2 separate regions of the Homo sapiens genome follow, and region 1 is linked to region 2. The links are chromatin loops, found by intact Hi-C in ENCODE. Cell type or tissue: heart left ventricle. All regions are shown on one strand. Each heading gives the region's core, and the rest is flanking DNA. Links, peaks and the distances in the headings are about the cores only.

Region 1 (16,078 bases), core at 4,412-12,411, 52 kb before region 2:
TTGACTATAATAATATAATGATAATGCTGCAATGAACATGGGAGTGCAAATATCTCCACCACATCTTGATTTCAGTTCTTCTGGATAAATACCTAGAAATAGGACTGCTGAATCATCTGGTAGTTCTATTTTTAATTTTTTAAGGAACCCTCCATACTGTTTTCCATCAGGGCTCTACCATTTTACAGTCTTAAGACCAGAGTACAAGGGTTCCAATTTCTCCACATCCCACCAACACTTGTTATCTTTTATTTTTTTCATGGTAGCCATCCTAATAGGTGTGAGGTGGTTAGAACCTTATTTTCTAATCTCAGCCCTGGGGACTTGCTTCTGCTGCATTCCTTTTTCCAAGAGCATCTTTCTCTCACCCCAGGGGGTTCTAGGATCCCTTCAGGGGTCACCTGGGCACATAGCCCCAAATCCTGTCTGAAGATTTGCTTCAAGTAGTTTTGGCTTCTGGAGAGGCAGGGAGCTCTATCCACCATTTTTGAGAGAGATGGGAGAGAGAATGTGTGCAAATCCTTTGGGGGAGGCCCCCTGAAGACTTTATTATTGGGAGCAAAGTACCTACGTCCTGTGTTTCCATTTGATCATCTGTTAGGTGTGCAGTTATATGCCTCCATGATACCCCATATCATTGGTTTGTAGCATTTAGATCAACTATAATTATTTGTGTGATCATCAGTTTAATGTCTCCCTTCCTTCTTTCCCTCTACCCCTCAAGAAAGCGCCCTGAAGGTAGGGCCATGTTTGAATTGCTGTGCATGGCTGTATACATAGCATCTAGCAGAGGGATCGACTCAAGATACACACTCAGCAATAAATACCTGCTAAATGATGAATGTAAAAGTTCAGTCCCTCAAGTCATCCAGAGAACTTTCTCAGATTACATTCACCAGACTTCTTCTTTCTAGCACTGTGAGGGAAAAGTTTGATTTTCAACTGTTAATGGACTCTAAACCTGAAAAACAAAACATATGTTATAGTGTTGGCTTTGACCAAAGGCCTGCCACCTCTGGCCTCAGAAGTTTTCTTGGTAACTATAACTATAAGCTGGAAATAAAAAGCTGTTCTGTTTATTTACACAATTGGCAACGATTTATTGGAGGGAGATAACATTAAGAACTTCAGGAACACTTCCTTTGAAACTTGGAAATAGTTATTCATTCAATACTTTTTTAAATCTCTTTCTCAGAGAGTATAACTTTTTGTGCCTGGTGTGCCTTCTTCTTTTAAGAATCTTTTTTGTTTTTGTTTTCAAGACAGGATCTCACTCTGTCACTCAAGCTACAGTGCAGTGGCATGATCTTGGCTTACCTCAGCCTCGACTTCCTGGGCTCAAGTGATCCTCCCACCTCAACTCCAGAGTAGTTTGAACTTCAGGTGTGCACCACCATGACACGCTAAATTTTTTTTCTTTGGTAGAGACGGATTCTCACTATGTTGGCCAGGCTGGTCTTGAACTCCTGGTCTCAAACAATCCTCTGCGACCTCCCAGAGTGCTGGGTTTACAGTTGTGAGTCACCCTGCCCAGCCTGGTGTACCTTTTTCTGATCTTTTGTTAACTGAGGGTTTTTCCTCTTCCTTCTACAATGTAAACATTAACAGCAGCAGAAGAAAGTGAAGTGCCAAATCCTGTATTAATACACCAGTTGTGGAAGTGCACTCACTTGAGCAGTCTCAGAGTGGACAGAGTTAGCTGACCTTCACAAAGCGGGACAGCAAAGTCCTGGACAGAAAAGGCCACTGGGAGAGTTTCCTGGGGCTCAGCCAGGCTGCTGTCTTGTTCACACCCCCAGGAGGGTAAAGTGCTCTGGGTTATCCATAGCTCACTCAGTAGGGGTAAGTGAGAGGAAGGGGAGGTGAGCAGGAACAGACATATTGATGACGGGGCTCATACAACGTGATTTTGTCATTCCAGCCACCTGGTGTCCTCCGTGGGTTTCGGATCCCAAGCTAATGCCCCCTTTTCCCTACTATAGCAATGTTGAAGGCCCCTTCAGCACCCCTATTGCCCTTCATACCATAATTTGGCTGAATAACTCCAGTCCCCACCTTGTCCCATGAATTCTCAACAGGTTTCAGTAGGGGTTCAGTGTGGTTTCCTGGTCTTCTCCCTTCCCCTTTGCTTGAGTGATGTAGTGGGTTGAACACATCCCCCCACAAAAGTATGTCTAAGTCCTAACCCCTGGAACCTATGGAGGTAACTTCCTTTGGATAAAAAGTTCTTTGCAAATGTAATGTAAGGATCTTGAGGTCAAATCATCCAGGATTTAGCCGGGCACCGTAGATCCAAGGACACCTGAAGAAGAGGAGAGGACACACAGACCCAGAGGAAAAGGTTATGTGAAGATGGAGTCAGGAATTGATGAGCACCACAAGCCAAGGTACAGCAAAGATGGCCAGCAGCCACCAGAAGCTAAGAGAGAGGCATGGAACATGTTCTCCCTCAGAGCCTACAGAAGGAGCCAGCCCTGACAACACCTTCACTTTGGACTTCTGGCCTCCACCAAATGAGAGAATAAGTTTCTGTTGTTTTCCGCCACCCAGTTTGTTAATTTGTTATGGCAACGCCACGAAACTAGGAGAGTATAATTTGGAAAAGATCTTTAAGATCCGCCACCCAGTTTGTTAATTTGTTATGGCAACGCCAGGAAACTAAGTGAGTATAATTTGGAAAAGACCTTTAAGACCTGAGTTGTTATCTACCCACGTTGTCTTTTCAACAGCATTGTGTAAGCTGATGCAACCAGGACTTGCAGGTGTTGAGGAAGAGTGCTAGGTCATGTGTTGTTAACCATCAGCCCCTAAAGCCAGTGGCTGTTCATGGCAGATAACACCTCTCTTATTCTTATCACCTGAGAAAATGAGAGAACAGCCATGCAGCTTAGGGACCACTCAGCTGGGTGGGGAGTGGGTGGAAAGGGCAATCATTTGAGCAGGGTCACAGGACTTTCCTCTCCCCACTTCTTTTTGCTTAGCACATAAGCAGGAAAAGAACAGTGTCCCTGTCCACAGCAGCCGCCACCAGTTAGACTGCAAACACAATCCTTTTCTTTTCTTTCTTTCTTTCTTTTTTTTTTTTTTTGAGACAGTCTCACTCTACTGCCCAGGCTGGACTGCAGTGGTGTGATCTTGGCTCACTGCAACCCCTGCCTCCTGGGTTCAAGCGATTCTCCTGTCTCAGCCTCCCAAGTAGCTGGGACTACAGACATGCGCCACCACGCCCAGCTAATTTTTGTATTTTTAGTAGAGACGGGGTTTCACCATCTTAGCCAGGATGGTCTCGATCTCCTGACCTCATGATCTGCCCGCCTTGGCCTTCCAAAGTGCTGGGATGACAGGCATGAGTCACCGTGCCCAGCTGTCCTTTTCTTAAATGATAGAATTTTCTCTATGGGGCAAAGCAATGCAACATTCACAATCAGAGAAAAGAAATCCTCGCACCCTCACTATTCTCTTTGGTCTTTTCCTCTCCCAGGCACCAGCCCTTTCACCTGATGTCAGAGCAGCACAGCTGAAAGCTGTAACCTGGGTGAGGTGGAGGGCGACTAGCAGGCATGCGCAGGTGAGATCCCCTGGGGCAGGCCTTGAAGGGCCAAGGTGGGGCATGGCTCGCTTTGGCTGTTTTGGTTTTCAAAATGTTTAAATGCTGAAAGTTCATGTTGGTAGTTGGCATGTAAGGATCTTAATTTGTTCTGTTCATTGCAAAAAAAATTCTCTCATTTTACAATAGAGATTTTTGGCAGTCACTAAATGGTGCAGTGCTATTGCCTCAGTTAAGACATTTCTGTCAACATATTTATGCCATGTATGGTTGCTTTTGTGTCTCTCATTTCATTTGAGTCTCCCAATAGCCCATGAGAGGAGTAGAGCAGGGATTATTACCCCATTTTAAAGGGAGAGAACTGAGGCTTATGAGGCTTAGGGGATGGATAGTGGGAAAATAGGGGAGAATTTCAAGCTGGGGGAGGAGCCTGAAACAGCCAAGAAATCTTCGTGGCTAGAGAGCAGGTCATGTGGATGAAAGACATGGGGGAACGCTCTGTGATTTGAAGAGGTGCCTGGAGAGGCAGCTGGGGGTGACTGGGAATGCTGACCAAATGGCAAGAAAATGAGAGAAACCTGTAGTTTGTGAGCAGAGTGTCCTTCCTGGAGTCTGAACATTCAACAAGAGGTGAACTTGGGGAAACCGTGTCTCCTTAACCAAATGACTGCCCAACGTAATGATGCTTCATGATAATACAATGGATGAACTTTGTCCTCTGCCATGAAGAGTAGAGGCGGGTACTCTTTATTGTACTTTATGGCAGTGTGTCATTGCATCGTGGGCCTGGCTATCAAACGGGGTCCCCCTATACAAGGCAGCATTTTGGGAAGTTGGCTCTATTGGGCACCAGGAGGCCTGAATTAGTGGATGTGACCGTTGGGTTATTAGCCCGAGCGGCCCTGAGCTTTGAGAGGAGGAACTTGGTACCTCAGCAGGAGGCCTGTCCTCAGCTGGTCTGACACATCACATTTGCTTTTTGATTTGCACACATAAAATGAATCTCCCCAACAACCCTCTCCCCAAAGCCTCATCAATTATAACTGCTTTTGTCCTTAGCATCCTTTTGTTGACCAGCTTGGAAATTAGTTAGAAGGAAGAAGAAAGGGAAGTTGTCTTTGCGGGTAGTGGCACTGGAGAGCTGGCTGCTAATGAAGGAGTCCTGAATGGTGCGATTGTGCTGCTGTTTATATAGTTTTTATTTTAATTTGCATCCGTACCAGGCTCGAATCCCAAGAGTCATTCAGCCGTGTTTGGAGCTTTTATCTCCTTCCATGGAGCCAATTCTGCCAGCTTATCATTTGCCTCAAGGAAATTAATGTGGCTCTCCCCTCCCTTCACTTTTATCATGTGCTGTTGAATTGTTTATACATCCATGGAGAGAAAGAAAGACTCTGCAGAACCGTAGAAGGAGGTTTCTCTCCTCACGTTGCTGGCTCATCTGAGACTCCTCTCTCTGGTTAAAAGGCTTGTAGAGCCAAGGTCTCAGAGAGCAAGGATGGAAGGGAAGGGAGGGGGTCACAGCATCAAAGGCCCAGAACTCCTGCTGTTTTTTTCTTGTCTCCATATAGCTGTTTTCCTCTTCGACAAAGTAAGCCTTCCCTACGACTTTCAGAATAGAGAGCAATGATTATATCTGGAAAGATCTGGAAAGACCTCTTCTCACCACTGTATTGGGTCAGAAATCCTGGTGCATGCAGGGGGCTTTGTCCTTGGGGCCCCTCCCTCATCCTTATCTCAGCTTTCGTAAGGCAATTCCTGCCAACTTCAGATTACTTTCAAATCTCTATCTCCGGCAGTCCGGTTCCAGAAATGAAAAGACTTAGATGCTGCCCTCAAGGAGTCATGGTTTGGTGGGCATGAAGGAGGTTATAAAAGGCAGTGTACAGTGTGCCCCAAGGTGCAGAGGAGCTCATGGGTCTAGAGGCCTCAGGGAGAGCTTCTGGAGAAGGAGCCTCCAAACCATGCCTGGAAGGGGAGGAGGCTTTTCAGTCTAGGTCAAGCTGTGTAACCAAGCACATAGGCTGAGAGGACATGAGGATGGAGGGACATGCACTATTGCGGTGTGGGGAGGGGGAGGGGCGGTTGCGGAGCGGCAGGGGGGTCAGTAGGGGGAATGGGGAGAGCCGCTGGAGTGCTCTGGGCTGGCAGGACCACGCTGCACAGGCCTGCGGCAGGTTCCGCTTGCCCAGAGCTTTGTGCCCATGTGAAGGGAAATGAGATTTCAGGCTACAGCTGAGAGGTCGGAGGTGGAGAGAGCGCCATGGGGGAGACTGAGCTGGTAGAAGACACTCAGGGAGTTTAACTCTCTCTGTGCCAGCAGTGGGGTGGTTGGTCTGGACAGGTTGAGGGGGCACCTGTGGGGAGGCTGTAGTCAGAGTCCAGGCAAGAGAGGCACGCATCTACCCAGGAGCAGCAGCCGCCGTGATTTCAGAATCCAGCCCTTCCACATGACTCCCATCTAGTCAGTCACCATTTCCTGCACAGTCTGCTTCCGAACGCTCCGGAATTTAGTCCCTGCTGTCTATTCCCACTGACGTGGTCCAGGTATTCGTTACTCCTATGTTCTCCTAAAGTGTGGTTCTGGTCTGGCTCTTTCCTGACTCCGTAGCGTCACTGCATAGAGGTCACCCTCAGCACGGCATGGCTGGCCCCCTCTCTGGCCTCCTTTCCAGCCACCCCCATTTCATGCCCTCCTCTTCTCATGCCCTCCTCTTTGCTCTTAGTCTCCAGTTCCTGGAAGCTGCCTTGCCCTGGGGCATTTCAGTTCCTTTTTCTGCATTTAGAAACACTCCCTCTACTCTGCTTGGTGAATTCTCATCCTCTAAGATGTAGTTCAAAGATCATCTCCTGGGAAACCTTCCTCAGCTCCCCAGACGGAAGTGCGTGCTTCCTCCTCTGCCTGGCCAGAGCCCTGTCTTTATGCATCTCTCCCTGGCTTCTCCTGTTAAATTCTAGGTGATGGTTTATGCGTCTCTCTCCTCCGCAGGACTGCCAGTTCCTTGAGACTGTACCTGGTAAAAGGCCAGTCTGGGGGACAGAAATGGGTCTCCCCAGGCCGTTCACCTTTGTAACAACAGCTCCCCACTCTGTACCTGGCCCAGGGTATTGATTTGCTGAATTCAATTAAGTAGGCAGTCTGCCTGACTCAGGGAAGTGGACAGCCTGGAAGAGAATCTAGATGTGCACTGTCCAATAGAAATAATGCGAGTCAGATTTAAAATTTTCTAGTAACCTCATTTTTAAACAACGTTAAAAGAAACAGGTAATCAAATGTTCATAGCTACTTTATTTGCAGTAGACCCAAACTGGAAACAAACCAATGCCCAGCAAGAGGTGAATGTATCAGCAGCAGTGAATCCATATGGGTCTGTGGCAGCTTGATTCTTGCCGCCTCAGGCGAAAGAATTCATCTGAGGGACATAAGGTGTGGTGAGAGACTCTTCAGAGCAAGAGTGAAAGTTTATTAAAAAGTTTTAGCGCAGGAACAAAAGGAAGTAAAGTACACTTGGAAGAGGGCCAAGCGGGCGACTTGAGTCCAAGTATGCTGTTTAGCCTTTGACTTGGGGTTTTATAATTGGCATGGTTCTGGGATTTGTGTCTCTGCTCCCCTGATTCTTCCCTTGGGGTGGGCTGTCTGTATGCACAGTTGCCTGCCAGCACCTGGAAGGGGCCGTGTGCACAGGTGTTTATTGAAGTTTTGCACATGCTCACTTGAGGTATTCTTCCCTTATCAGTTGAGTGTTCCTGGAGGAAGGTTATAGACCAGTGAAACTTTGCCCTGTTGCTTCTTAGTGTACATGCTTGAGCCCACTCACCCAACTTCTGAGATCTTATCAGGAAGCGGCTGATCACCAGCTTTAGGTGTTTTCTATCTATTGGGAGACTGCCTTTAAGCTCTGGCACTGGCTGTGACCAATTATTATTTTAGAGAGACAGTTTAACAACCACCTGCTGGTCACCTAACATGCCTGGAGGTGGGGGCCCTCTCCTGCCTTGCTCATATCTGCCTAGCTAACTGCTCTAACAAGTGGATAAACAAACTATGATATATAATAGAATACTACTCAGCAATAAGAAGGAATGAACTACTGATACATGCAACAACATGAATGAACCTCACAATAATTAAACTAAGTTAAAGCAGTAAAAAATATATATTACTGTATAATTTTATTCACATAAAATTCTAGCAAATGCAAACTCCATATGCAGATCAGTAATTAGGGATGGGGGATTGGCAGGAAGGACTACAGCAGGGCATGAGAAAACTTTTTGGGGTTGACGGAGATGTTCATTATCTTAATTGTGATGATGGCTTCATGGTATTGTATATACACATGTCAAAACTTACCAAGTTGTGCAGTTTATTGTGTGCCAATTATACTTCAGTAAAGTGTAAAAAAAGAAGCAGAATGATTTAAATGTTTTAACACCATATATTGAAAATGTTATCTTTTAAACGTATAATTGAGGCTGGGCATGGTGGCTCACGCCTGTAATCCCAGCACTTTGGGAGGCTGAGGTGGGCAGATCACTTGAGACCAGGAGTTTGAGACCAGCCTGGCCAACATGGTGAAATCCCATCTCTACTAAAAATACAGAAATTGGCCAGGAATGGTGGTGTGCACGTGTAATCGAGCTACTCAGGAGGCTGAGGCCTGAGAATTGCTTGAGCCTGGGAGGCGGAGGTTGCCGTGAGTCAAGATTGAGCCACTGCACTCCAGCCTGGGTGACAGAGCAAGACTCCATCTCAAAAAAAAAAAAAAAAACCAAAAAAACAAACATATAATCAATATAAAAATTACTAGTGAGATTTTAAAACTATTATTTTTGTGCCATCTTTGAAATCTTATGTGCATTAAAAACATTTTTTTAATAGAAATGGAGTCTCACTATGTTGCCCAGGTTGATCTTGAACTCTAGGCCTCAAGTGATCCTTCCCCCTTGGCCTCCCCAAATGGAATTGTAGGTGTGAGCCACCATGCCTGGTGCTATGTGCATTTTACACTTACAGCCCAGCTCACTTCCGACTCACATTTCAAGTGCTCAACAGACACATGTGACAAGTGGCTACTATGTTGGACAGCAGAGATCTAGACCCTCTAGTGAAGCCCCGATCAGAATTGTTTCCTCCTCAGGACTGGGCAAACCCTGAGTAAGTAACTCCTCGCATTTACTTCTGAAGCGGTTTTGAGTTGCCTCAAGAGCCCTTTTCGGTGGGCCCAAAAAGCTTGGGCACTCAGGGGGCTGCAGGTCAGAGGCTGGCTCTGGAGAATTAGATTATAAACCTAGAACTCTGTGTAAGCTCCCACCTCCCGCTTCACCCACCCTTTCTTCTTCCTCATTTAAACTTGAAGAATAATATTCTCTTTGCATATTTGCTTTCTGAGAACAGCTGTTTATGTCAGGAAGCAAACTGCACTTTATTGACTGCATGCAGGAAATTGGTGCTGCTCTGAGCTAAGGTGAATGCCTGCTGGGTGGGCATCAGCCTCTGAGAGATGGAGTGAGTCTGGGGGCTGTCTCTGGACTTTGGACCTGGGGGAGTCTTATTACTGAGTGGCCTTGGACCCCACACAGACCTTCTCCAAGTCTAGGATCTGCTTTCCCATTTCCTCAGCTTCTGTCAAGAGGTCAGGAGGAGTGGGGGGAAGAGGGGAATGCTGATGGTAGTGAGATAGGAGTTCACAAGATACAAATCATAAAGACCCCACAGATAAAACAGGATGCGGTAAAGAGGCAAGTGAAAATCAATCAAAACCCACGTGACCACAAAAGCAATCTCTGGTTGTCCTCTCTGCTCGTTATACACTAATTATAATAAATTAGCATACTAAAGGAAATGCCCACTAGCGACATGACAGTTTACAAAAGCCATGGCAACCGTCTGGAAGTTACCATATATGGTCTGAAAGGGAGAGGAACCCTCAGTTGTGGAAATTCCCCACCCCTTTCCCAGAAAGCTCATGAAAATCCACTCTTTGTTTAGCATGTGATTAAGAAATCACCATCAAAATAGCCAACCAGCAGCCTTTGGGGTTGCTTTGCCTGTGGACTCTCCACCCTTTCATTCCTTTACTTAATAAACTTGCTTTCACTTTGCTCTCTTGGCTCGCTCTTCCTGTTTGGAGCCAAGAACCCACATGACTTCCTGGGCTGAACCCCAATTTTGGGGTTCACCCTGTGACATCTTGACAAGCAGTGGCTTTATCAGCCGTGTGGCTGCTGGGTCTCCTTAGGGGTTATCTGGCAGGGGCTATGTTAAGGACGGTGAGAGCTATTTATGGTTCTGTCACTTAACCAGCTCAGGGTCCCTAACTAAGTTTCCCTTCTTCTCAGGGCCTCAGTTTCTCCCTCCATAGAATGGAGGAATTGGACTAGACACCTCAAGGGTACCTTACAGCCTTGTGAGGAACAGTAGTTCTAACGGAATTGAACTGAACACATACCGGTGTGGGCAGTATCCTGCATAAGGAGGAGGTTACAAGAAATACACATGACACAGTCCTCCCGTATTATTGGGAAGTAGATTTATACCTTTCTGACAATTTTTACAAGTATTTATTGCTTTTGCAAGTAAAAAAAAGGCAGGGAGAGGGAACAAATAAACTGAAAAATAAAAAGTAAACAAGCAAAAGACAACACCGCATTCTCCATGATGTGCTTATTTCACATTGCATGCCTGTATCAACACATCTTATGAACCCCATATATAAATATACTTACTATGTACCCACAAATTTTTTTATTTTTAGTTTTAGTTTTTTGAGACAGAGTCTCAGTCTGCTGCCCAGGTTGTAGTGCTGTGGCGTGATCTCAGCTCACTGGAACCTCTGCTTCCTGGGTTCAAGTGATTCTCCTGCTTCAGCCTCCCAGGTAGCTGGGATTACAGGCACCCACCAGCACACCTGGCTAATTTTTGTATTTTAGTAGAGACACGGTTTCATCATGTTGGTCAGGATGATCTTGAACTCCTGGCTTCAAGTGATCCACCTGCCTCGGCCTCCCAAAGTACAGGATTTACAGGTGTGAGCCACCACACCCGGCCATGTTTTTTAAAAATAATAATAATTAAAAAAAACAACAACAAAACTGGAGAGTGAGAACTAATTCCTAAAATGATCGGTATATTTATTTTTAATTTTCAATTTTTTTTTTTTTTTTGAGAGACGGTCTCACTCTGTGGCCCAGGCTGGAGTGCAGTGGCAAGACCTCGGTTCACTGTAGCCTCCACCTCCCATGCTCAGGTGATTCTCCCTCGTCAGCCTCTCAAGTAGCTAGAATTGCAGGCACATGCACCATCATGCCCGGCTAATTTTTGTATTTTTTGTAGAGACAGGGGTATACCATGTTGCCCAGGCTGGTCTCAAACTCCTGGGCTCAAGCAGCCTGCCTCCCTTGGCCTCCCAAAGTGCTAGGATTATAGGCATGAACCATCACTCTTGCCTTTTAATTTAAAAGGTTTTTTTTTTTTTGAGACAGAGTCTCACTCTGTTGCCCAGGCTGGAGTGCAGTGGCACCATCTTGGCTCACTGCAACCTCTGCCTCTTAAGTTCAAGCAATTCTCCTGCCTCAGACTCCAGAGTACCTGGGATTACAGATGTGTGCCATCACACCCGGCTAATTTTTGTATTTTTAGTAGAGACGGGGTTTCGCCCTGTTGGCCAGGCTGGTCTCAAACTCCTGACCTCAGGTGATTCGCCCGCCTCAGCCTCCCAAAGTGCTGGGATTGCAAGCATGAGCCACTGCGCCTGGCCGAAAAGTTTCAAACACACATAAAAGTGGAGAGCATAGTGTAATGAATCCCCATATTCCCATCACCCAGCTTCAGCAATTAACGTACTGCCATTCTTGTTTCACCGATTTCCTCCAGCTTCTACTTTGTTTTGTTGCCAGTTCTAATGTTTTTAAAGCAAATTTCTGGTGTCACATCATTCCCCCCATAAATACTTGAGCAGATATTTAACACATAAGGACTTCTGATAAAACATGGTATACCATTAGCACAACCAACACAGTTAACAGTAATTGTTAAAATATCATGTAATAAAAAAAGAAATATGTAATAATGTTTTCAGATTTTATTATTTTTTTGAAATGGAGTCTCGCTCTGTTGCCCAGGCTGGAGTGCAATGGTGCCATCTTGGCTCACTGCAACCTCCGCCTCCTGGGTTCAAGCAATTCTCCTGCCTCAGCTTCCCAAGTAGCTGGGATTACAGGTGCACACCACCACGCCCGGCTAATTTTTGTATTTTTAGTAGAGACAGGGTTTCACCTTGTTGGTCAGACTGGTCTCGAACTCCTGACTTCAGGTGATACACCCACCTCGGCTTCCCAAAGTGCTGGGATTACATGTGTGAGCCACCGTGCCCTGCCAATGTTTTCAGTTTTTCTGATATCTTTTACCACTGGTTTGTTCAAACCGGTAAAAGAATGTTTGGGGCTTTAAAAAGTATTAAAAAATACTTTAGGCTGGGTGCAGTAGCTCACGTCTGTAATCCTAGAACTTTGGGAGGCCCAGGAGGAAGGATCACTTGATTCCAGGAGTTAGGACCAGCCTGGGCAACATGGCAAAACCCCATCTCTACTAAAAATACAAAAATTAGCTGGGTATGGTGGTGCATGCCTGTAGTCCCAGCTACTCAGGAGGCTGAGACAGGAGGATCACTTGAGCCCAAGAAGTGGAGGTTGTAGTGAGCTGAGATTGCACCACTGCACTCCAGCCTGGGTGAAAGGGTGAGACCTTATGTCAAAAAAAAAACCCAAAAAACAAACAAAACTTGTTAAAAGGAGGATCACTTGAGCCCAAGAGGTGGAGGTTGTAGTGAGCTGAGATTGTACCACTGCACTCTAGCCTGGGTGAAAGAGTGAGAACTTATGTCAAAAAAAACCCCCCAAAACAAACAAAACTTGTTAAAAGTATCATCATACAATACGTAGTGAATTAAGTGCTTGTTTTTCCTTTGTACACTGAAGACAGATGGGGGCCCAGGACTTTTGCATGACTCTTGGACATCTCTGTTCCAACCTACTATTAGGAGAGTGGTATTCATTACCTTCCTAATACCTTCTTTTTGTTGCTCTAATCTTTCTTTGTCTGGATCATCTTCTTGAGTTTTTGCAAGCCACCTCCCTTCATGGCAGCTCTTGAATCAGTCAGACATGAACTGAAACCCTTCTGTGTTACTTGATAGCTCTGTGACCTCAGGCAAATTACCTCTCAGAGCCTCAATTATTGTAAAATTTGGCAAGATCTATTGTAAATGTGGTGAGATCTTGACTTACTGCAACCTCCACCTCTTGGGTTCAAGAGATCCTCCCGCCTCAGCCTCCCAAGTAGCTGAAAATATAGGCATGCACCACCATGCCTGGCTAATTTTTGTATTTTTCGTAGAGATTTTTGTATTTTTTGTTGTTCCGGCTGGTCTCGAACTCCTGGGCTCGAGCAGTCTGCCCACATCACCCTCCCCAAAGTGCTGGGATTACAGGCGTGAGCCACCACACCCAGCCCAATGTGATGTTTTAATATATGTATACATTGTGAAATGATTAACACAATCAACCTAATTAACATATCCATCACCTCACATACTTTTTTTTGGCCATCTTAGTATGTATTTTTCCAGATGTATTTCTATTTACAAATACTTGTATGTCCTATAGAAATGTATGGTTTAGTGGGGAGTGTACATGTTTAAATATAAACATAAACATTGTGCATATTGTTAAACAATTCACTTTTTTCACTTAATACATCTTGGAAATTTTTCCATGTCAGCACTCAGTGAACAACGTAGTCTTTCTAATTGCTGCATAATATTCCTTAATATGACTGTTCCATAACTTATTAAGCCATGCCTTTACTAGAGGACATTCAGGTTGTTTTCAATTTTATGCCTTCACAAACAATTTTATAATTAGCATTTTTGTACATGCTTTTTCAGGCACATGTGCAAAGTATTTCTCAAGGTTAGACATTAGAAGTAGAATGTAGGATCAAAGAGCATGCACATTTTAAAATTTAATGCAACCTAATTGTCCTCCTAACTTCCAGTGCTGGGCATTTTTAGTCTTTCTAATTATTCCTACTCTTTTTTCTTTTTTTAAAAGACGAGTTGACCGGGCACGGTGGCTCACGCCTGTAATTGCAACACTTTGGGAGTCCGAGGCAGGTGGATCACGAGGTCAGGAGCTCAAGACCATCCTAGCTAACACGGTGAAACCCTGTCTCTACTACAAACACAAAAAATTAGCTGGGTGTGGTGGCAAGCGCCTGTAGTCCCAGCTACTCGGGAGGCTGAGGCAGGAGAATTGCTTGAGCCCGGGAGGTGGAGGTTGCAGTGAGCTGAGATAGCACCACTGCACTCCAGCCTGAGCGAGACTCCATCTCAAAAAAAAAACAGTCTTGCTTTGTCACTCACCCAGTCTGTGTGCTGTGGTGCAATCATAGCTCTCTGTAACGTTGAAACTCTTAGGCTCAGGCAATCCTCCTATCTCAACCTCCTGAGTAGCTGGGACTACAGCTATGTGTTATTACTACCAGCTAATTTTTAAAGTTTTTTTTTGTAGAGAGACACAGTCTCTCTATGTTTCCCAAGCTGGTCACGAACTCCTGGGCTCAAGTGATCTGCCTGCCTCGGCCTTCCAAAATGCTGGGATTACAGGTGTGAGTCACTGGCCCAGACTAATGGTTGCTAATCTGATGAGAAAACAATGATAATTTAGTATTTAAGTGTATTTATATGTTTACAGTGAGATTTGGCATATTTTCCTTTGCTGTTGGCCATTTGTATTTCTGCTATTGTGAATTGCCTCTTTATATCCTTTGCCTCCCACCCCCTTTTCTTTTTTTTTTCTTTTTTTTTTTTGAGACGGAGTCTTGCTCTGTCACACCTAGGCTGGAGTGTAGTGGCGCGATCTCGGCTCACTGCAACCTCTACCTCCTGGCTTCAAGCGATTCTCCTGCCTCAGCCTCCCGAGTAGCTGGGATTACAGGCGCCTGCCATCACGCCTGGCTAATTTTTTGTATTTTTATTAGAGACAGGGTTTCACCGTGTTGGTCAGGCTGGTCTCGAACTCCTGACCTCAGGTGATCCACCCATCTCGGCCTTCCAAAGTGCTGGGATTACAGGCGTGAGCCACCGTGCCCAGCCCTCTCTCCCACCCCTTTTTTTTTTTCTTTTTTCTTATTGAATTGTAGGGATTGCTGGTATACTGAATATTAGTTCTTTGCTTGTAATACCTGCTTCAGATATTTTAATATGTCACTTGTCTTTTTAACTTTGCCTATATCTTTCATTGTTCTGAATTGTGAGTTGCTATGTTGCCTGGGTTTTTAATCCTTTTATCTTCCTGGCTTGTTTTTGTGCCTTTCTTAAGAAGGCCTTCCTTATCCCATGGTTATAAACATGTGGAAACCATTTTTAGGTTGCAGTGAGTTGGGACTGTCCCCAGGGGACAGAATCTGGTAGGCCTTCGGGACTTAGGAGAGAAGCGCAAGTGGAGTGAGTTTGCTCTGGGGGTCTAGAACTCCACGTTTTCCTCATCGGAGAGAGCAATGCACAGAAGCCATGGCTGCATGGATGGTCACCATGACCAGAAGCAAGTCTAGAGAGAGAGCTTTAAGCTATTGCTGTTGTCTTCCACCCTAGGAGGGTGCAAAAAAAATGTGAGGCCACCCTGAAGGCCCAGTTTTTGGAGAGTTCCATCCTTTCCTTGCAATTTCCTTGACACAGCAGTCCCAGAACAATGCAGATAAGTGTAACAGGAGTAGTTTTGAGGACATGCTCTGTCCTCAAAGGCAGCTGCCATGTAGTGGAAAAAACAGTCACAGTCCCAGTGCGGTGGCTCATGCCTATAATCCCAGCACTTTGGGAGGCCCAGTAGTTTAAGACCAGCCTGGGCAACAAGGGAAGATCTCGCCTCTACAAAAAATAAAAAAATTAGCCAGGCATGGAAGAAAACTTAAGCCCAGGAGGTCGAGACTGCAATGAGCCATGATGGCTCCACTGCACTCCAAGTCTGGGGAACAGAGGGAGACCCTGTGTCCAAAAAAAAAAAAGCCATCACAGAGAGGTGTGGTTCTGATGCCAAACACAAAAGCATTTATCATTACAAGGTTTCACTGAAGTATCTGCATTTGTAATGCACCATGCTAGGTAGGGTGTAGAAAGAGTGATTCTGGGGGAATGTCTGTTCTTTTAGAAATGGCCCCCTCCACAGAGGTACAATAGAACAGTGGAACAGAATCAGACATCTGTGATTGTGTTCTAGCTCCGTCCTTTGGCAGCTATGAAACTGTGAGCCAATCAGTGAGCCAAGGCCTCAATCTCCTCTCTGAAAATGGGAATTACCCCAGCTTGTGTGGGGTATTATGAGGATGGATGACGTGATGAATGGGAAAGTCGGTTGTATGTGCTCTAAGAAGTATAATATGGACTTAGCGTTTGGGGACACATGAAGAAGAGGATATGGTCTCTGTCCTCAAAGAGCTTGTGATGTACACATGTAGAAACATAAAACAGGACA
Region 2 (16,078 bases), core at 4,329-12,328:
TTATGTGTATGTGGGAAGAAAGGGCCCAGTGTGGATGACACCCTATGAATGGAGGAAGAAAGAGGTCAGAGTGGTAAACACGGCCCAATCACGTGGGGCCCCCTAGGCCACAGAGAGGAATTTGGATTGCAATGGGAAGCCATGAATGATTGTAAATGGTGGAGCCATACTGTCCGATTTATACACAGACACACCCCTTTCTGGCTGCTACCACCAGGTAGTGAAAAGGCCACTGGTGGCCAGAGGAAAGACAGGGCAACTGGTTAGGGAGGTTTTTGCTCTAGCCAGTTGAGCAAAACTGGGAGTTCAGTTGAGGACTGGTGGCTGAGACTTCTTGGGTGGAATCAATGGAGATGTGCAGAGAAGTTGAAAAATGTCAACTTGGGATGTGTCTTGGAGGAGGGACTGACAAGGCCTGCTGATCTCCTGGATAGAGAGAATGAGAGAAAGCAGAACCAAGGATGACTCGTAGATTTGGGGCTTGAGCAACTGAGTGGATGTGGGGCTGGTAACTGAGGTGGAAAAGACTGAGGGAGAAGCATGTTTAGGGGGTGGAGCCGAGTTTGGTTTTTGGCCATTTTAAATGGGAGTTACTTATTAGATATCTAAGAGGAGAAATTGTATGAGCAATTGGACCCTGGGTCAGTGCGGAAGACAGGTCTTTGGGAACCATCAGCTGTAGTCCTCCTTGTCCTTTAGAATGGGTCCAAAGCCCTACTCCATATTTCATGGAATTCTCAAGCTCTTGAGATGATTTTGGCGAAACTTCCAGGTGGATAGAGGGGAGGTGGAGACTTCATTCTCATTGCCTTCTGTAGCTCCAGCTTCTGCTTTGGTTGAATTGGCTCCGTTTAGGGACTATCTCTTCTTCCTCCATGACGTCCTCTTCTCAGAGAGGAAATTCAGCCACTTTCTCTATGTCCATACGCAGTCAAGATATTGAGTGTGCAGGGAACTGCATTAAAGATTTGCTGGAAGCAGATGTGAGCGTGTGTGTTTGGAAATAGTGTGAAGGTAATACTGTAACCCAAATTATATTAAGTGGAATATTGGGTCTCTCTGTTTTAAACTGTCTTGGGCCACTCTACCTAGGGGACATTTGGGGATAGTTCTATGGCCTTATCATACCTCCTATTCGCAGATACTGGACTTCTCCAGGTAGAGGAATTCAGCTGTCTCCACTCCAGCCCTATCCTTCCACTCAAAACAGCCCCATCCTACTCAAAACAGCCCCAGATCTATTTTACAATTCAAATCTACCAAAGACTCAGGAGAAAAAAAAGACTTTCATTAAATAAATCTCTCCTTAGAAAACATGTGTTCTTCATGAAAAGTAAGCCTTTCTCAACTTTAACAATTCCTCGTGCCTATTCTAACATTCAGACAGCTGCTTGGGGTGGGGACCAGGGGAGGGGAGTCAGTCTAGTTGCTGCTGTCAGTCAGTGATCTCAGTAATGGGGAAAATGTTCCATGCCCCAGGTGTCCCAGGGGGACCTTTTTACCACATGCCTGGAGAGGCCAGTGACAAGGAGAGGAATAAGACCTCCTCCCCAGGCACAAGGACCACAGTGCTGTGCTGAAGAGTGGTGGCCAGAAGAAGGCAATTTGTAGAATGGCCTTGCTTTGGAGGTGGGCTTGTATCTCAAGTGTTTGCATTTCGCAGATTTGGGAAATGACGACTAGAAACAGAAATAGCTAAAGCACTAGACATGCAGTTGACAACATTCACTTAGTTGGAGCAGGACGTCTCTGTCCCTTAAACGCTGAATTTTAAGTACATCCAGACAAGGAGACAGATTTTTCCGTAATTGATAAATCCGTTAATTACCTGGCAGATCATGCCGGAAAGTGGCTGGGCTGACCAAAACGGGATGTGCCTAGAAAGAACTGTAGAAGTAGACAAGTCACATTCAGGAGGGTGGCCTCAAACCAGAACAGAGACCCTGCTCTAGCCCAGAGTGAAGGCTTTAACAGTGCTGTCCTGGGAGGGGAGGAATCTTGCTACCACATTGGCTATACTTGTACTGATTTTTAGCATTCATACTGATGCTCAAGTTAATTATAGATTACATGCTAGGGTTCAGCCCTTTTCAACCCTCTTCTTCTGTGATATCCTTAGTTAAAAGAGTCCTAAGGATAGCCCTACTCTGGCCCGGCGCGGTGGCTCATGCCTGTAATCCCAGCACTCCTTAGGTCAGGAGTTCAAGACCAGCCTGGCCAACATGGTGAAACCCCATCTCTATTAAAAATACAAAAATTAACTGTGAGCGCCTGTAGTCCCAGCTACTCGGGAGGCTGAGGCAGGAGAATTGCTTGAACCCAGGAGGCGGAGGTTGCAGTGAGCTGAGATCGCGCCACTGCACTCCAGCCTGGGCAACAAGAACGAGACTCCATCTCAAAATAAATAAATAAATAAATAAATAACCCTATTCTTGTGCTGTCAGTCTGGCCAGAGGATGGGAGACCAATAAACTGCCCTGTAAATAATGTTGTCTAATGAGGAGCCCTTCCTAATTAATGAACCCACTGTTGGATAAATTTCACCTTTCAGTCTCCTCTCTCCTTTTCTGTGTTCCTCCCTCTGCCTTGATCCATCTCTGCTTTTTTGCTTTCAGAAGATTCTTTTCTTTCTGCCTTTCACTAACTCCCCGTCATCATTTTGAATGTATTTTGCTTACTAGACCCTTTGGAGGAAAGCTCCAATGTATGTGCCAAGTGGCAGAATATTTTCAGCATGATAGCATTTCTATGAAGTTTTGAAAATATGCAAACCAATGTTACATATCATATGAATACATCTGTATGTTGTCCAGGGAGCACCCTGTTCCAAAGTATTCAGTATGTAATCCTCCTGAGAGAAAACATGAGGAAATACTACAAAATGGAAGGCTTTGATATGTCATTCATTAGGCCAAGTTGAAAATTATTTATATGAAAGAATATTATTAAATCCCTAACAGTTAATAGAAAAGAATATGTGTGTGCTTTGCATTTTTAAATAAACAAACTATGTATCTCCAGATGCTCTAAGATCTGATGCAGACCAAACAGAAAATAAGTTGTCATTCCCACTTTTCCTTCCTTCCCTACGTCCATGAATACTCACTGAGTTTCCTCTGAGGGCTGGGCCCTAAGGATACAAAACTGTCATAGAATTTGTCTCTGCCATCCAGCAGCCCATGTCCTAGCTGGGGAGAAGATAACATAACCCGTAAGTACTTGAGATAACTGTGCTAGCTGTGCATACAAGGCACTGAGGCAACATTCCTCAGGGTCTTCTGACATCTGCATGCAGTCAGGCAGATCCCCAGGCCCCGCTTAAATAAAGAACACTAAGGTTCCACAACCACAGCTCTATGTGAATAGAGAAGGGGAATGAACCTCTCTTCCTCTTTGCAAATATAAGTGTATGTATTTATAAAGTTTTTGGAAAACTTATTTAAGAAAGTTATTAGGATATTACACACCCATTCAATCAACAAACATTAAAAAACATCCAACCATACAAATCACTGGTGAGGATCTGGAGCAATGGACACCCTCACAGGCTGCTTATAGCAGTGTCAAGTTGGTACAACAATTTTGGAAAGCAATTTTGCCAATATCTAGTATAGCTGAAGATATACATATACTATGACTCAGCAGTTGCACTTGAGATAGTCTCACAGATGGGTACAAAGACACATGAATAAGAACAGTCTTTGTGTCATTTATAATCATGAAAAAATGGAAACAAGCTGAGTGGCCATCAACAAGATTCAGACTTGAAAAACTAGAATGGTGTGTAGCAGTGAAAGAGAATAAATTGGAACTATATGTACCAACACAGATAAATCTCAGAAACAAGTGGTAGAATATTTTCAGCATGATATAGTAGCATTTCTATGAAGTTTTGAAAACATGCAAACCAATGTTATACATTGTATGAATATATCCATATGTTGTAAAAGTATAACATTAAAAACAACAATGATAAAAGCTAATGAGTGGAACAACTGGAAATCTCATCAACTGCTAGTGGTTGTACAAATTAGCACAACCACTTAGGAAGCTGTTTGGCAGTTTCCAGTAAAAATGAATGCATGCAGATGAATGACCCAGCAATTACACTTCAAGGTATATACTGAACAGAAACACATACATAGATGGTCCACAACTTGGGTACATATTCACAGCAGCATAGTTCACAGTACCCCCAAACATAACCACCCAAATTGTTGGATGACCAGATGAATAAATTGTGGTACATTATACAATAGAATGCTACACAGCAGTAACGTAACTGAACAAACAAGTTTATTAATCTCACAGACATAATATAGAGCAAAGGAGCCCAGATATCAAAAAGCACATACAGTAGGATTCCATTTATATAAGGTTGAAAACAGGCTGAGTGCAGTGGTTCATGCCTGTAATCCCGGCACTTTGGGAGGCTCAGGCAGAAGGATCGCTTGAGGCCAGGAGTCTGAGACCATTCTGAGAAACACAGTGAGAAATCGTCTACAAAAAAAAAAAAATAAATTAAAGTTGAAAACAAAGGCAAAATTGGTTGACAGTGAAAGATATCTGGATGGTGGTTACCTTTGCGGGAAAGATGATGGCTGAAAGGGGGCCCCAAAAGGGCTTCTGAGATACTGATGTTATTATTATTATTAATTATTATTATTATGTTGGTTAGAGACAGTGTCTCCCTCTGTTGCCCAGGCTGAAGTGCAGTAGTGTGATCACAGCTCACTGCAGCCTCGAAATCGTGGGCTTGAGTGATCCTCCCACCTCAGCCTCCCTAGCAGTTGGAACTACAGGCGCATACCACCATGCTTGGCTAATTTTTAAATGTTTTTTTTTTTTTGTAGAGATTAGATCAGGCTATGTTGCCCAGGGTGGTCTTGAATTCCTGGGCACAAACAATCCTCCTGCCTTGGCCTCCCAACGTTCTGGGATTACAGGTGCGAGCCACTGCACCCAGCCCTGGTCATATTCTATTTCTTGATCTTGGTAACAGTTACACAGGGGTATTCATTTTGTGAAAATTTATTGAGGTGTAAACTTATAATCTGAGTTAGCATGCTATACTTTAATAAAAGTTAAAAACAAAACTAAACACTACTTGTAGACAGTGATCAATTCCTAAAGTTGTTTTACAACTTTATATTCCCAGTCAGGGGAATAAGCTAGGCATCTTGATCTTTGTGTCTTTTCAATGTAGATTAATTGGGAAATAATAAAATAGCTGCTATCCTTGAGGACCTGTGTTACTTCTGTTCACAGTGTCCATGTGATGAAGAAAGGGCTCTATCTGATGAAGAAATGTCAGAAGATCTGACTCTTGTTGGCTCTATCACCTATTGACGCTACAATCTTTGATGTGTCAGAGTATTCTCTCTTGCCTTATTTTTGGTCAAATGAGGACTGCAATAATGATTTGTGAAGATTACACAAGATGTATTTATGAACATATTTTGTAAACATTAAGGGGCTACAGATTTGATTTGTTATGATCCAACAAATGTGCAGCGAGATTATATTTATGTCTCATAATGGGCCTAACGTTAGAAAGGGGCCAGGCCTTCAATAATGTTTATCAAAGGATGGAATGAGCCTGTGTTTCAGGATGTGAAATACTCATTCATTTTTTTCTATGTAGATTGGGGAAGGATTATAATATGATTCATTTTTATGTTTGAATTTGTTAGGCTATGGTGCCCAGTTATTTGAGCAAACATGTCTAGATGTTGCTGTGAGGTACTTTTAAGATGAGATTAGCATCTAAATTGTCAGCTTTGAGTAAAACAGATTCCCCTTTATTATGAGGGTGGGCATCACACAATCAGTTGAGGGTCTTAAGAGACTGAGCTCCTCTGAGGAGAAAGAAATTCTGCCTCTAGACTGCCATCGAACTGAAGACTGCAACACCCACTCCTCTCCAGGTCTCCAGGCTGCCCTGCAGATTTTGGACTTGCTAGCTCCCACAATTGCCAGTTCCTTGGAACAGATTTATCTACCTCTCTCTCCTTCTATGTGTGTGTGTGTGGGTGTATATGTATATATACACACACACCCCCACACACACCTATTACACACTGTGTTTGGGTTCTCCAGAGAAACAGAACCAATAGGATGTGTGTGTATATATCTCCTGTTATGTCTACGCACACACACACAGTTCTATTTCTCTGGAGAACCCTAATTAATACAGTGTGCAATAGGAAAAACCTAAAATGTCTTCTCCTACTGTTTATACTCTCAAAGCAACAAAGAGCTAGGTGCAGTGGCTCATGCCTTAATCCTAGCACCTTGGGAGGTCAAGGCAGGAGGATCGTTTGAACCCAGGAGTAAAAGACCAGCCTGGGCAACATAGTAAGATCTAGTCTCTACAATATTTTCTTTAAAAATTAGCTGGACATGGTGATGTGTGCCTTAAGTCCCAGCTAGTTGGTTGGCTGAGTGTCAGGGGGGATCACTTGAGCCCAGGAGGTTCAGGCTGCAGTGAGCTGTGATTGCGCCATTGCACTCCAGCCTGAGTGACAGAGCAAGACCCTGTCTCAAAACAGCAACAACACAGATGTTTCTGGTCACCAAAATGTGTGAGTTTTGGCCACATTAAGCAATTCTCCACTTCTTGGCAGACATTGACTGGGTATCCTACAATTTAATTCAGTTCTGACACTTACTCTAGTCAGCACAGACGCCACAGGTTAAGGGCTCAATCCCATGAGACTGCCCCAAACATCAGATGCCAAGTGCAAATAGTAGGTTCCCAGATTACCCACACCTTTTGTCTGACTTGGTTACAAATCAGAGGTTCCCATGACCCCCCAGGGGTTCAATCATTTGCTAGAATGGCTCACAGAACTCAGAGAACTCTTTACTTTTGTTTACCTGTTATTATAACAGGATGCAATTCATGGCCAGGCATGGTGGCTCACACCTGTAATCCCAGCAATTTCAGAGACTCAGGCTGGAGGATCACATGAGCCCAGGAGATCAAGACCAGCCTAGGCAACATAGTGAGACCCCACCTCTATTTAAAAAAAAAAAAAAAAGGCAGGGGGGATGCAACTCAGGAACAGCCAGATGAAAAAGATGCACAAGGCAATGTATGGGGAAGGGGTTGTGAGCTTTTATGGCCTCTTAGGGGATGCCACCTTCCATGATTTCAGCAACCCGGAAGCTCTCTGAACCCCGTAGTTTGGGGATTTTTATGGAGGCTTAATCATGTAGACATGATCAACAATTAACTCAAATGCAGTCCCTCTTTCCTTCCTGGAGGTTGCAGAGTAGGGCTGAAAGTTCCAAACTTTTAATCATGGGTTGGTCTTTCTGGTGACCACCCCCCTTCCAGAAACCCATGAAGAGTCACCTCATTAGAACAAAAGGTGCTCCTTTAACCCAAGAAACTCCAAGGAATTAAGCTCTGTTTCAGGAACCAGGGTCAAAGACCAAATATTAGAACAAAGAATGCACCTAGCAATTGAGATGCTCAGGAAATTACAAGGGTTTTAGGAGCTGTGTGCCAGGAACTGGGGTCAGACCAAATATATGCTTCTTCTTATTTCACACAGAAGATAGGATGATGAGAGGAAATTTTTAAAGTAACTGTTAGGGGAAAGAGGATCTAGTCCCCATTTTAAATAGGCTTGGGTCAACTGTTTTGTCTGAATTGTATGTGAAAACACAATTTTTCCCCTTATAGTTTCCCTTAATTTTGTATTATTTAAGTGAAAGTGCAGGAGGTTTACCTATTTTTTTAAATGTGCTTTTTATTCTAGTACGTGTGTGTGTATGTGTTTTAATCATAGTTTAAATCATAGTATATGAATTCACATCCTGGTTGTTTTTTTTTCTTCTTTGAGACGGAGTCTCGCTTTGTTGTCCAGGCCGGAAGTGCAGTGGCGCAATCTTGGCTCACTGCAACCTCTGCCTCCCAGGCTCAAGCAATCCTCGTGCCTCAGCTGCCCAAGTACCTGGGACCACAGGTGCATACCACCATGCCTGGCTAATTTTTGTATTTTTAGTAGAGACGGGGTTTTGCCACGTTGGCCAGGCTGGTCTCAAACTTCTGGTCTCAAGTGTTCCTCCCACCTTGGCCTTCCAAAGTGCAGGGATTACAGGCATGAGCCACCACACCCAGCCCCACATCCTGTTTTTATTGTTATATTTATAAGCAAGCAATTTTCTGTGTTGTGACAAACTGTCATAGATATCACTTTTAATGGCTGCATATCCAACCTATTGATATTAACTTATGTACTCATTCCTCTATTGTTTACATTAGATGGTTGTTGATGTTGTTACTGTTATTTAAAATATATAATGCAGCTTGGTGGGTAAAACACGAAATTTGAAAAGCTTTAGACCTGAGTTTGAATCTCAGAAATGCTACTTCTTTTTTTTTTGAGACGGAGTCTCGTTCTGTTGCCCAAGCTGGAGTGCAGTGGCGCGGTCTCAGAGAAATGCTACTTCTTAGCTGTGTGACTTGGGACAAATTACTCAACCGCTTTAATGTGAGATATGGGTGATACTACTTATATTTTATAGGCTGTAACGATTAAGTGAGATAACACATATAAAATGCCTAGTAGAGCACCTGGTACATAGGAGGCATTCAGTAAATGAGAAGTATAAAATTTCCAGTTCACTTTATAAAGTTCATAAGGGCAAGCAATAATTTTATTGTTTCCAACACCTACCATGGTTTATGATGCATAGAACTTAGCATAATACATATTTGCTTTCTTGAGCTTTGCAGAAATTTAGGATTATTTTCTTAAGTGGAATCACTGAGCCAAGGCTTATAGACAGATAAGGCTTTGGAAATGTGTTATAGATTGGTCTCTACCTGGCCAGGGGTGGGTGAAATTGGGCCAGTCGCCAAGGCTGGGCTTGCTGGGGATGGCCTGTTTCAGGAGCATGTTGGGAGTGTGGTAGTTTGGTTTGTGGTGGCTGCTCCTGATTTGGCTGTTCTCAAGTCTCTGGCTTTTGAGAGATATATGAATCTACAATAGCATTTTTGTTGTGATATAATCTCTGAGTACTTACAAAACAATTGCCGAGGTGATATATGATCGTTTCTATGGAAGAGCTTAGGGAGACCAAAGCATCAGGTGAATACACCTTGGTTGCTCCATTCTGAGCCCTTTGGATCCAGCTCTGTCAGCCTGTTCCATACCTGGAAGTGGTATAGCCAGTTAGAAATAATCTCTGTAAAGAGATTAAAGATACTGTCTTTATACAGATTATTGCACATTTATGCTTCTTGACTATGTCAAGGGTTGAAATTCAGTTTAGGCCTTCTACCAAGTAAAGTACCCATCTACCTGAAAGAATCAAATGGCTGTTATATTTAAAGGCAGCATGAGGGAAAAAAGCAGAAGTATGTAAGGCCTCTTTTTCATCATATTTGATAAAAATGAATTAGCAATCTTGATTAGCAAAAAGGCAGGGGATAGATCTCTCTCTCACTCATTTTTTTTTTTTTTTTTTTGAGACAGGGTCTGGCTCTGTTGCCGAGGCTGGAGTGCAGTGGTATGATCTTAACTCAATGCAACCTGCACCTGCCAGGCTCGAGTGATTCTCCAGCCTCAGCCTCCTGAGTAGCTGGGATCACAGGCATGCACTATCATGCTCAGGTAATTAAAAAAAATTTTTGAGAGATGAGGTCTCATTATATTACCCAGGCTGGTCTTGAACTCCTGGGCTCAAGCAATCTTCCTGCCTTGGCCTCCAAAATGCTGGGATTACAGGTCTGAGCCACCATGCCTGGCTGGATATCTCTTTTTTTAATCAATGGGATGAAATAAATAAATTCTCTGAGTTTGCAAGTAGTGCAATAATCACAAATGTTTAGTATTCATAATGGCATATATATATTTAGGTATGAATAATGCTGTTCTGCATATATGCCATTTAAATTAGACAGAGTAAGTTTTGAATTAATTTTCTGGTGTGTAGTAGCTTAAAAGAGAGTGAAGGCTGGTTGTGGTGGCTCATACCTGTAATCCCAGCACTTAGGGAGTCTGACGAAGGAGGATCACTTGAGCCCAGGAGTTCGAGCCGAGGCTGGACAACATAGTGAGACCCTGTCTCTACAAAAAATAAAAAACAAATTAGCAGGGCATGGTGGCGAGCACCTGTGGTCCCAGCTACTTCAGAGGCTGAGGCAGGAGGATCACTTGGCCCAGGAGGTTGAGGCTGCAGTGAGCTGTGATCATGCCACTGCGCTCCAGCCTGGGTGACAGAGTGAGCTCCTGTTTCAAAATAAGAAAGAATGTAAGAATGAAAGAATGAAAGAAAGAAAGGAAGGAAAGAGGGAAAAAGAAAGAGAGAGTGAATACAGTGTACCTTTTGAGAGCTCTGAATATTTTTTAAAAAGTATAATGTCATTTCCTTCCAAAAGAATTTTTTTCCTTTTTAAGTCCAAAAGGTTTTCAAAAGATAAAGATTGCGCATTCTTTACATAGTGTAAAATTAGTTCTTTCAAATCAACTTAATTAAGCTTGAGTAAAGAGATCCTGTCTATGGGACAGTTTGTGGATATGTATTATGTATGTATAAATGTGCAAAAACACTTTACTGGCTATTTATAAAAGACAGAAGGGTCATATGCCCAGTTAGGAAGGGGAGAATATTGTAAAATAAGATTTAAAAACTTTTCTTAGAAAGACGGTTTCAGTATACTTAATTTTTCCTACCCTTTTCTTTCAATAGAGAGTTGTCATCGAAAATAACAAGACTATTCTGGATATGAGTAACACTGAGGAATAAGATACTAAGCCATTAAAGAAGGGTATAAAAATTATGTCTGACACAGGATATGGAGAGAAATATGATGAAGATGAAATATGACAACAGAATCAAGGTAACTGGTATGAATTTGCTCTGTGATATGCAAATACAAGGAATGTCATATTTCATTTTTTTATATCAAATTAAATTTTGCTCAAGACTGCCACCTACCCCGGATAATTAGAAATCTAATCAGTCATTTTGCAGTGCCCCTTCCGTTTCTCTTGAGATTCATCAAAAATATGGCTGGGCATATTGGTTCACACCTGTAATCCCAGTACTTTGGAAGGCTGGGGCAGGAGGATCGCTTGAGCCCAGGAGTTCAAGACCAGCGTGGGTGACATGGCGAGACCCCATCTACAAAAAAAATACAAAAAGTTAGCCGGGTATGGTGGTGTGTACCTGTAGTCTCAGCTACTAGGGAAGCTGAGGTGGGAGGATCATTTGAGCCTGGGAGGTCAAGGCTGTAGTTAACTGTGATCATGCCACTACACTCTAGCCTGGGAGGACCCTGTCCCCTGTCCCCCCAAAATAAGAGATTCATCACAGATAATGCTAGCAAATGTTTACATATCTGCACCAGATAGGTCATAGTATTATTACATTCATTTTTAAATTAAGGACACTATGGTACAGAGAGTAGTTTGCACTAGACTGCCTGGCTAGTAAGGAACCAGGATTTGGACCCAGGCAGTCTGGTTTGGGAGTCTGTGCTCTTAACCACTATAGTATGCTGTACTAGTTTCAGAGTTTATGCATTTCAGCAGTATTCAGACAGGGCTGTTGGTCTCTTTATTCCTAGGCATCATCCCTATGTAGGAGAGTCCAGAACTGTTGCCCCATGATCTGATACCTGGAGTCAGAAAATTGCTGGTCTCTGATCAGATCTGACAGCAGACACATTTTGTCCTATGAGTATAGTACCTTTTAACACTCTGAACTGACAACATTAAAAGATGGAGGTTTCATTAAAAAGTGAAGATTTTCAGTTTTTATTGAAAGATCAGAAGATTTGGGAACAGCACCAGTATTCTTGCTGACCATAAGCTGAAGCTCATCGTCTTCTGCCACTTTACCTGACATGTGTGCTTTCCTTGCTCTCCCTGTTTCTATCCTGAGGCCCTTTACTCTTCTAAGTTACTTGACAGATTCAGTGGTCAGACTTTAAAACAAAACAAAACAAAAAAAACTCTCCTTCCTAACAAAGCCCAGTCTGTCCTTCCAATAAGTAGAAGAAATAACACTTGTTCCTTCACGGTGAGTTAACCACCCAGGCACAATGAATTTTCACTAGCACTGTTATAACTTTTTGCTTCCATAAAGACTGAGATTGGTTTGGTTTCCCCCATCATCTCCCCAGGGACTGGTATTTGAAGCTTTGGCAACCTCTTTGGCCCTTCCCTTGTCTTTGCCTTATAGATCAATCAGTTGCCAAATCCTAGATTCCACCACCAAACCTCTGTGACCACAACCTCCTCTATGTTCACTACAGCCACTTGCAAGACACCAGCTTAATGCAGGCCTTCCTGGCCCCTTTTCTGGACTGTCCTAATACATGGCCTCTTAAGAGGTCTACTGGCTCCCGTTTGTCTTACTCTATTTTCCATTTCCCATTTCCTCTCCTTATTCCCAAGGATGGTCAGATGAATCGAACCTTTTTTTCCCAGTATTTGCCCTGAGTTTTTCTACTTCTGTGATCATCCTTTCTTTTAAATACTCCCTCCACAAACACCCACATATTCAAAATCTACCTCTCTCTTAGTAACCTCAAATTTCACATTCTCCGTCTTTCCATGATCCCAATCAGAAGCAATTTCTCCCCGCTTTTAAAGCACGTAACACATTTACTCTGTGTTTACAAACATTGTCCCTACTTGTCAGTAAATCTTTTGAAAGTAGAGTTAATTTTTGAGTCATTTTATATGCTCACAACTCACAGGATAGTATCTTGCAAGTATTACTAGCAGGTTTTCAATAATTTTTGAAGGAAGGAAGAAAGGAAGACAGGCTAAAGTCTCCTATGAGGTAAAAAAGTATTTAGCCATAGGAAGTTATTTACTTTTTGTTACTGTTTTTTCTTCTCTATAATGTAGAAGAAGAACTGGAATATCATTTCTAAATCTATACTATTCAATTTAAAAATAATATGGCAAAACTAGGCTGGGCATGTTGGCACATGTCTGTAGAACTAGCTATTCCAGAGGCTGAGGTGGGAGGATCACTTGAGCCCAGGAGGTTGAGGCTGCAGTGAGCCATGATTGCACCACTGTATTCCAGCCTGGGCAGCAGAGCAAGCCTCAAAAAATAGTAAATTTAAAAAAATAAAAATAATATGATAAAACTGTTAAAAACCATTATTTCTTTCTTTTAAATTTTTTTTTTATTTCAATAGGTTTTTTGGGAAAAGGTTGTGTTTGGTTACATGAACAAGCTCTTTAGTGGTGGTTTGTGAGATTTTGGTGCACCCATCACCTGAGCACTATACACTGTACTCAATGCGTAGTCTTTTATCCCTCATCCCCCTCCCACCCTTTCCCCTGAATCCCCTGAGTCCCCAAAGTCCCCAAACGTCCATGGTATCATTCTTATGCCTTTGCATCCTCACAGCTTAGCTCCCACTTGTGAGTGAGAACGTACAATGTCTGGTTTTCCATTCTAAGTGAAGTGAGTTACTTCACTTAGAATAACAGTCTCTAATTCTGTCCAGGCTCCTGCAAATGCCATTATTTCATTCCTTTTTATGGCCGAGTAGTATTATATGGTGTGTCTGTGTGTGTGTGTGTGTGTGTGTGTGTGTGTGTGTGTATAAAACATTTTCTTTATCCACTTGTTGATTGATGGGCATTTGGGCTGGTTCCATTTTTTTGCATTTGCGAATTGTGCTGCTATAAACGTGTGTGCAGGTATCTTTTTCATATAATGACTTCTTTTCCTCTGGGTAGATACCCAGGAGTGGGATTGCTGGATCAAATGGTAGATCTACTTTTAGTTCTTTAAGGAATCTCCACACTGTTTTCCATAGTGGTTGTACTAGTTTTCATTCCCACCAACAATGTAAAAGTGTTTCCTTTTCACCACATCCACACTAACATCTATTATTTTTTGATTTTTTGATTATGGCCATTCTTGCAGGAGTGAGGTGGTATTGCATTGTGGTTTTGATTTGCATTTTCCTGATGGTTTTGATTTGCATTTTCCTGATAAGTAGTATATTAGTCCGTTCTCATGCTGCTATAGAGAACTGCCCTAGGCGGGGTGTGGTGGCTCACGCCTGTAATCCCAGCACTTTGGGAGGCCGAGGCAGGAGGATCACGAGGTCAGGAGATCGAGACCATCCTGGCTAACACGGTGAAACCCCGTCTCTATTAAAAATACAAAAAAATTAGCAGGGCATGATGGTGGGTGCCTGTAGTCCCAGCTACTCGGGAGGCTGAGGCAGGAGAACGGCATGAACCCAGGAGGCAGAGCTTAAAGTGAGCCGAGATCGCGCCACTGCACTGCAACCTGGACGACAGAGCGACAAACTCCGTCTCAAAAAAAAAAAAAAAAGAACTGCCTGAGACTGGGCAATTTATAAAGGAAGGAAGTTTAGTTGACTCACAGTTCTGCATGGCTAGGAAGAACTCAGGAAACTTTCCATCATGGTGGAAGGGGAGGCAAACATGTCCTTTTCCACAAGGTTGCAAGAGAGAGAAGTACCAAGCAAAGGGAGAAAAGCCCCTTTTAAAACCATCAGATCTTGTGAGAACTCACTATCATGAGAACAGCATGGGGGTAACCACCCCCATGATTCACTTATCTCCCACTGGGTCCCTCCCAAGACACGCGGGGATTATGGGAACTACAATTCAAGATGAAATTTGGGTGGGACCAGGCACAGTGGCTCTCGCCTGTAATCCCAGCACTTTGGGAGGCAGGCAGATCATCTGAGGTCAGGAGTTTGAGATCAGCCTGGCCAACATGGTGAAACCGCGTCTGTACTAAAAATACAAAAATTAGCTCAGCGTGGTTATGCATGCCTATAGTTCCAGCTACTCAGCAGGCTGAGGCAGGAAAATCACTAGAACCTGGGAAGCGGAGGTTGCAGTGAGCCAAGATTGTGCCATTGCACTCCAGCCTGGGCGACAGAGTGAGAGTCCATCTCAAAAAAAAAAAAAAAAAAAAAAAAAAAAGAACAAAAGAAATTTGGGTGGGGACACAGCCAAACCATATCAAGTAGTGATGTTGAGCATTTTTTCATGTTTGTTGGCCATTTGTATATCTTCTTTTGAGAATTGCCTATTCATGTCCTTAGCCCACTTTTTGATGGGATTGTTTGTTTTGTTCTTGCTGATTTGTTTGTGTTCCTTGTAGATTCTGGGTATTAGTCATTTGTCGGATGTATAGATTATGAATGTTTTCCTCCCACTCCATGGGTTGTCTGTTTACTCTGCTGATTATTTCTTTTGCTGTGCAGGAGCTTTTTTAAATTTAATTAAGTCCCATCTATTTATCTTTTTGTTGCATTTGCTTTTGGGTTCTTGGTCATGAAGTCTTTGACTAAACCAGTGTCTAGAAGGGTTTCTCCAAAGTTTGTTCTATAATTTTTGTGGTTTCAAGTCTTAGATTTAAGTCTGTAATCCATCTTGAGTTTTGTATAGGGTGAGATATGAGAATCCAGTTTCATTCTTTTACATGCGGCTTGCCAATTATCCCAGCATCATTTGTTGAATAGGGTGTCTTCCTCATTTTATGTTTTTGTTTGCTTTGTCAGAGATCAGTTGACTATAAATATTTGGCTTTATTTATGGGTTCTCCATTCTGTTCCATTGGTCTATGTGCCTATTTTTATACCAGTACTATGCTGTTTTGGTGACTATGGCCTTGTAATATAGTTTGAAGTCAAGTAATGTAATGCCTCCAGATTTGTTCTTTTTGCTTAATCTTGATTTGGCTATATGAGCTCTTTTTTGGTTCCATATGAATTTTAGGATTGTTTCTTCTAGTTCTGTGAAGAATGGTGGTGGTATTTTGATAGGTATTGCATTTAGTTTGTAGATTGCTTTTGGCAGTATGGTCATTTTCACAATATTGATTCTACTCATCCATAAGCATGGGATGTGTTTCCATTTGTTTGTGTCACCTATGATTTATTTCAGCAGTGTTTTGTAATTTTCCTCGTAATGGCCTTTCACCTCCTTTCACTTAGGTTAAGCATATTCCTAAGGTTTTGTTTTGTTTTGTTTTTGGCAACAATTGTAAAAGGGGTTGAGTTCTTGATTTGATTCTCAGCTTGGTCGCTGTTGGTGTATAG

Evidence for each region. Hi-C counts contacts between places; a loop is a spot of excess contacts. Peaks named below come from ENCODE experiments on the same cell type or tissue, not always from the same donor. Only the 100,000 strongest peaks of a DNase experiment are listed, where the experiment ranks them.
Region 1: a loop joins it to region 2, with 2.0 times the contacts of the local background. A loop is called at or near these places in 2 of 110 quality-filtered maps.

What each region holds. Positions count from the first base shown.
Region 1 is chr2:55,127,450-55,143,527 of GRCh38, reverse strand. It overlaps a transcript of RTN4 not described here. Among named protein-coding and RNA genes, the nearest start is that of RTN4, 85 kb to the right of the region's middle. RefSeq lists a cis regulatory region at 2,517-3,100 and enhancers at 9,341-9,635, 9,465-9,654, 8,956-9,868. In heart left ventricle, for the core only: no CTCF peak of the experiment used is centred there; no DNase peak of the experiment used is centred there; H3K4me3 peaks cover 1,192 bases; H3K27ac peaks cover 1,981 bases.
Region 2 is chr2:55,075,269-55,091,346 of GRCh38, reverse strand. It overlaps LOC105374662 (a long non-coding RNA gene), which reads right to left and starts at 11,142. Exons shown (of 3, transcript XR_002959387.2): 1 at 11,052-11,142; 2 at 9,040-9,169; 3 at 4,275-4,500. It also overlaps a transcript of RTN4 not described here. In heart left ventricle, for the core only: no CTCF peak of the experiment used is centred there; a DNase peak (open chromatin) is centred at 7,906.